Linked DNA regions of Homo sapiens: region 2 is linked to region 1. The links are chromatin loops, found by intact Hi-C in ENCODE. Cell type or tissue: stomach. All regions are shown on one strand. Each heading gives the region's core, and the rest is flanking DNA. Links, peaks and the distances in the headings are about the cores only.

Region 1 (2,926 bases), core at 167-2,666:
AGCACAGTGATCTTGCTGATTTAGGAGACAGAGATCTGAGTCCAGGTAGGCCAAGACAGCTATAATTTGCGGGGCAGGGTATAAGAGAGGAGGGAGTTATGCAAAGAAAGAATTCCAAAATTTGGCATGGGGCTCCCTTGAGTCTTTGCTGAATACTGAGCTGTGCATACATAGAGTGAAACTCCCATGAGGATAGGCAAAGAACAACTGCTGAAGAGCTGTAAGCTGAACAATTCCCAGAGCTCAACCAGGACAGGGAAATGTTTGATTTCCAATCAGCCAGAGTGAAGAAATGTTGAGTACCCAGGAATTTGAGTTGAGACCCCAAAATGATCACGCATTCGTAGTAGGGCTATCCTAGTCCTAGACTAGAGTGAAAGCTACCCTAGACCTACTGTAACAAAGCTTATAAACAAGCCTTAAAAGTTTGAACCTGACATGAAAATGACTTAAATGCCTGCTAAACAAAACTCAACATTCTTTAAAGTAAGACAACAAAATTCAGGCACTCAACAACAAAACATTCACAATATCCAGCATCTAATTAAAACTACTAGACAAGCAAAGAAACAGGAAAATATGACCTATAAACAGAAAAAAAAATTAGATGACAGAAAAAAACAGAAAGTGTAGAATTAACAGACAAAAATTTAGAAAAGCTATTAAAATATGTTCAAGGGTTCAAAATAAAACATAAACATAATGAGGAAAGAAATGGAAATAATTTTAAAAGAACCAAATAAAACTACTAGAGCTAAAAATATATTTGAAATAGAAACTTTACTGATTAGGATTAACAACAGATTAGACACTGCAGAAAATGAGTAAACTTGAAGACATAGCAATAGAAAGTATCCAAATTGAAACACAAAAAGAAAAAAAGTATGAAAAAATGAGAACTAGAGCCTCAGTGATATGTGGGACAATATCAAGTGGTCTCACTCATATATAATTGAAGGCCCAGAATGGGGATTTAGAGAAAACATTTGAAGAAATAATGACTAAAATTTTCAAAATTTGATGATAACTATAAATCCACAGATTCAAAAAGTTCAACCAACTCCAAGCAGTATAAACACAAAGAGAACCACACCAAGGCACATCATAATCAAGCTGCTAAAAACTAATGACAAAGAAAGAATCTTGGCTGGGCGTGGTGGCTCATGCCTGTAATCCCAGCACTTTGGGAGGCTGAGGCGGGCGGATCACCTAAGGTCGGGAGTTGGAGACCAGCCTGACCAACATGCAGAAACCCCATCTCTACCAAAAATACAATATTAGCTGGGCGTGGTGGTGCATGCCTGTAATCCCAGCTACTCGGGAGGCTGAGTCAGGAGAATCGCTTGAACCCGGGAGGCAGAAGTTGCGGTGATCCGATTTCACGCCATTGCACTCCAGCCTGGGCAACAAGAGCGAAACTCTGTCTCAAAATAAAAAGTCTTAAATGCAGCCAAAGGAAAACAAAGAACAGTTTAGGTATAAGGGAACAAAGACAAGGATTAACCCTGACTTATCAGAAACAATGTAAACTGGAAAGCAATGGAGAGACATCAAAGTAGTGTGATGGTTAATACTGAGTGTCAACTTGCTTGGATTGAAGGATGCAAAGTATTGATCCTGGGTGTGTCTGTGAGGGTGTTGCCAAAGAAGATTGACATTTGAGTCAGTGGGCTGAGAAAGGCAGACCCACCCTTAATCTGGGTAGGCACCATCTAATCAGCTGCCAGCATGGCTAGAATATAAACCAGGCAGAAAAATGTGAAAAGATTATACTGGCCTAGCCTCCCAGCCTACATCTTTCTCCTGTGATGGATGCTTCCTGCCCTTGAACATTGGACTCCAAGTTCCTCAGTTTTGGGACTCTGACTGGTTCTCCTTGCTCCTCAGCTTGCAGACGGCCTATTGTGGGACCTTCTGATCATGTGAGTTAATACTTAATAAACTCCCCTTTATATACACACACATACACACACACACACACACACACACACACATATATATATGTCCTATTAGTTCTGTCCCTCTAGAGAACCCTGACTAATACAAGTAGTGAAAGGAAAAAAAAAAAAAACTGTTAACCTAGAATGCTATATCAAAGGAGGAAAAAACCTTCCAAAATAAAAGCTAATTACATACCTTGTCAGTCAAACCAAACCAAACCTGAGAGAATTTTTTGCCAGCAAACCTGCACAAAAAGAAATGTTATACCCAATGCCCAGATATTGGTTTCTAATTTCATTCTGCAACACAAGGGACCAGGGCTCCTCGGAGAAATGGCTGACTCTAGGACTGGGGCTATGAATATACAAGATGAGCCTGGAGCATTGCATAGTACCAGAAAGTAAGAAAATGCTAAAAAATAAAAATGATAGGGGTATGCCAAAGGGACACAGCAATCAACTGAAAGAGGTCCCAAAGACCAAAATTGGAACAATTTGAATAAGAAAATAAATAAAACTGTGTGGGATTATAACTAAAAATATAAAATAAATATTCATGAGTCCTTACTGATGTAAACAAATAATTTAGTAAACAAATAAATGAGGGAGAATAGAGAAACCTCCCATACAAAAGAATTATAAATAATTTATGTGGATACTTCCCTCTCAAGGAGGTAGAGCATAACTCCCCACTCCTGAAATGTGGTCTGTACATAATGACTTCCTTCCAAAGAGTACAGTATGAAAAAGAGAGGAAAAGAGCAACTTTATGGTGGAAAAACTTGAAAACTACTACCTCAGCCAAGGGATCAAGGTTGACATCACTAATAAGCAGTCATGCTGATATCATGTGCCACTGATATAATATGATGAGAATGGCACTTTACCTCTGTGGTCTTTTTTCCAAGAACATACAACCCCAGTCTAATCCTGAGGAAAACATCACACAAACCCAAATAGAGGACGTTTTACAAAATACCTAACCA
Region 2 (2,926 bases), core at 191-2,690, 260 kb after region 1:
AGTCTTCTATTCTTCCATTTTGCTCCACCTCCCTCCTCTGATCTCTATAGGTATTTTCTTTGTGGTTGCCATTGTAATTACATAAAACAGCTTAAAGTTATAACAATCTATTTTGAACTTATAACAACTTAATTTCATGACACAAAATATCTCTTTAATATTGCATACCATTAACATAGATTTAAAATTACCTTTTCTGCTCTTGTTTTTAAATGCTAGATAAGATTTTTAAAGTGATTTATGTATCTACATTAAAATACTACCTACAGGATTCTACATTTATCTACATATTAACCTTTACCAAGGAATTTTATATTTTTGTATGGTTTCACATTGCTGTTTATTGTCTTTTTTCTTCAACTTGACAGACTTTCTTCAGCATTTCTTATAGGACAGGTCTAGTGTGATTAACTCCCTCAGCTTTTGTTTATCTCAGAAACTCTTCATTTTGCCTCCATTTTTGAAGGACAGTTTTGCCAGATATAATATTATTGAGTAGCAGTTTTTTATTTCAGAATTTTGAATACATCAGTTCTATCCTGCAAGGTTTCTGCTGAAAAATCTGTTGACGATCTATTAGAAGCGCACTTTTAAATGACAAGTTGTTTTTCTTTTGCTGCTTACAAGATTCTCTCTTTGCCTGTGACTTTTTATAGTTTGATTATAATGTGCCTCAGTATAGGTCTCTCTATATTTATCCTAGTTGAATTTCTTTGAGCTTCTTGAATATGTATGTCTTTCTCTCCTCTGATATGGGAAGTTTTCAGCCATTAGTTCTTCAAACAGTTCTTCAAATTCTCTGCTCCTTCCTCTTTTTTTTCCCCCTCAAGGACTCCCATAATGCATATATTGTTACATTTGAGAGTGTCCCATAAGTCCTTTAGGCTCTGTTCAGTTTTATTCATTCTTTTGTTCTTTTGGCTCCTCTGTCTAGATAATTTCAATTTCCTGTCTTCAAGTTCACTGATTTGTTCTATCTGGTCAAATCTGCTGTTGGACTTCTATAGTGAGGTTTTCAATTCAGTTATTGTATTCTTCAGTTTCAGAATTTCTGTTTGGCTCTTCTTCATGGTTTTTATATCTGTTGATATTCTCATTTTGTTCATTTTCCTGATTTTATTTAGTTGTCTGTCTGTACTCTCTTTTAATTCACATTGAGCATCCTTATGGTGGTTATTTTTAAATTCTTCCTCTGGTAATTCACTTATCTTACTTCTTTAGGGACAGTTTCTGAATATTAACGTTCTTTTGTTGGGTCATGTTTCCTTGTTTCTTTGTATGCCTTGTTATCATCTGTTGGGACTTCATTCACGAAACAGCCACCTATTGCAGTCTTTGGAGTCTGGTTTCATACAGGGAGGACTTTCTCCAATTAGATCAACTAGAGTTCTGGAGACATATAAAGCTTTCTAAGGATCCTTCCTGTCTGGGCTTTTGTATGTTAAGCTCCCAGTTGAACTTTACTGGCTTCTACTCAGGAGCCCCACCTGGTGTCTATCTGTAGTACTGCAGCCTCGCTGGTGGTTTAATAAGACATAGCACTGGAGCGCCGCCTAGTGTCTATCTGTGATAATGCACTCTGGTGCACATTTAACTCTCTTTTTCTCAGCAGCCCCCAACCTGGCACCCCATTCTTATCAGTACTTAGCTTTAGCAAGACAGACACTAGTCCCATGGGAAGCCACCGCCCCCACTCCAGAAAAGTTAGAATGTTGGATATATTTTCCATTCTTCTTTCCCTACTCAGGGAGACTTTCCCAACTCAGGGAGTTGGGAGTTCTTTCCCAATCATGCCCGCTATTTTGGAAGAAAGGGCTCTGGCAAATGAATGTCGTGTTTTCTTTGTTACCACACTTCAATTTGGTTGGCTTCACACTAGCCTGTGATGCAGAAACTTATTTATTTATTTATTTATTATTTTAAGATCTGGGATACATGTGCAGAACGTGCAGGTTACATAGGCATACATGTGCCATAGTGGCTTGCTGCACCCATCAACGGTCATCTAGGTTTTAAGTCCGGCATGCATTAAGTATTTGTCCTAATGCTCTCCCTCCCCTTGACCCCCATCCCCCGACAGGCCCCAGTGTGTGATGTTCCCCTCCCTGTGTCCATGTGTTCTCGTTGTTCAACTCCCACTTATGAGTGAGAGCGTGCGGTGTTTGGTTTTCTGTTCCTGCGTTAGTTTGCTGACAGTGATGGTTTCCAGCTTCATCCATGTCCCTGCAAAGGACATGAACTCATTCTTTTTCATGGCTGCATAGTATTCTATGGTGTATATGTGCCACATTTTCTTTATCCAGTCTATCATTGATGGGCATTTGGGTTGGTTCCAAGTCTTTGCTATTGTAAATAGTGCTGCAATAAACATACGTGTGCATGTGTCTTTATAGTAGGATGATTTCTAATCCTTTGGGTATATACCCAGTAATGGGATTGCTGGGTCAAATGGTATTTCTGGTTCTAGATCCTTGAGGAATCACCACACAGTCTTCCACAATTGTTGAACTAATTTACACTCCTGCCAACAGTGTAAAAGCGTTCTTATTTCTCCACATCCTCTCTAGCATCTGTTGTTTCCTGACTTTTTAATAATCGCCTTTCTAACTGGCATGAGATGGTATCTCATTGTGGTTTTCATTTGCATCTCTCTAATAGCCACTGATGATGAGCATTTTTTATATGTTTGTTGGTCACATAAATGTCTTCTTTTGAGAAGTGTCTGTTCATATCCTTTGCCCACTTTTTGATGGGGTTGTTTTTTTCTTGTAAATTTGTTTAAGTTCCTTGTAGATTCTGGATATTAGACCTTTGTCAGATAGAAAGATTGCAAACATTTTCTCCCATTCTGTAGGCTGCCTGTTCACTCTGATGATAGTTTCTTTTCTGTGCAGAAGCTCTTTAGTTAGATTCCATTTGTCAATTT

Evidence for each region. Peaks named below come from ENCODE experiments on the same cell type or tissue, not always from the same donor. Only the 100,000 strongest peaks of a DNase experiment are listed, where the experiment ranks them.
Region 2: a loop joins it to region 1, with 4 times the contacts of the local background. A loop is called at or near these places in 32 of 110 quality-filtered maps.

The regions. Positions count from the first base shown.
Region 1 is chrX:100,503,556-100,506,481 of GRCh38, forward strand. No RefSeq gene overlaps it. Among named protein-coding and RNA genes, the nearest start is that of TNMD, 80 kb to the right of the region's middle. In stomach, for the core only: no CTCF peak of the experiment used is centred there; no DNase peak of the experiment used is centred there.
Region 2 is chrX:100,767,398-100,770,323 of GRCh38, forward strand. No RefSeq gene overlaps it. Among named protein-coding and RNA genes, the nearest start is that of SYTL4, 37 kb to the left of the region's middle. RefSeq lists an enhancer at 1,343-1,637. In stomach, for the core only: a CTCF peak has its summit at 1,529 (motif pointing left); a DNase peak (open chromatin) is centred at 1,514.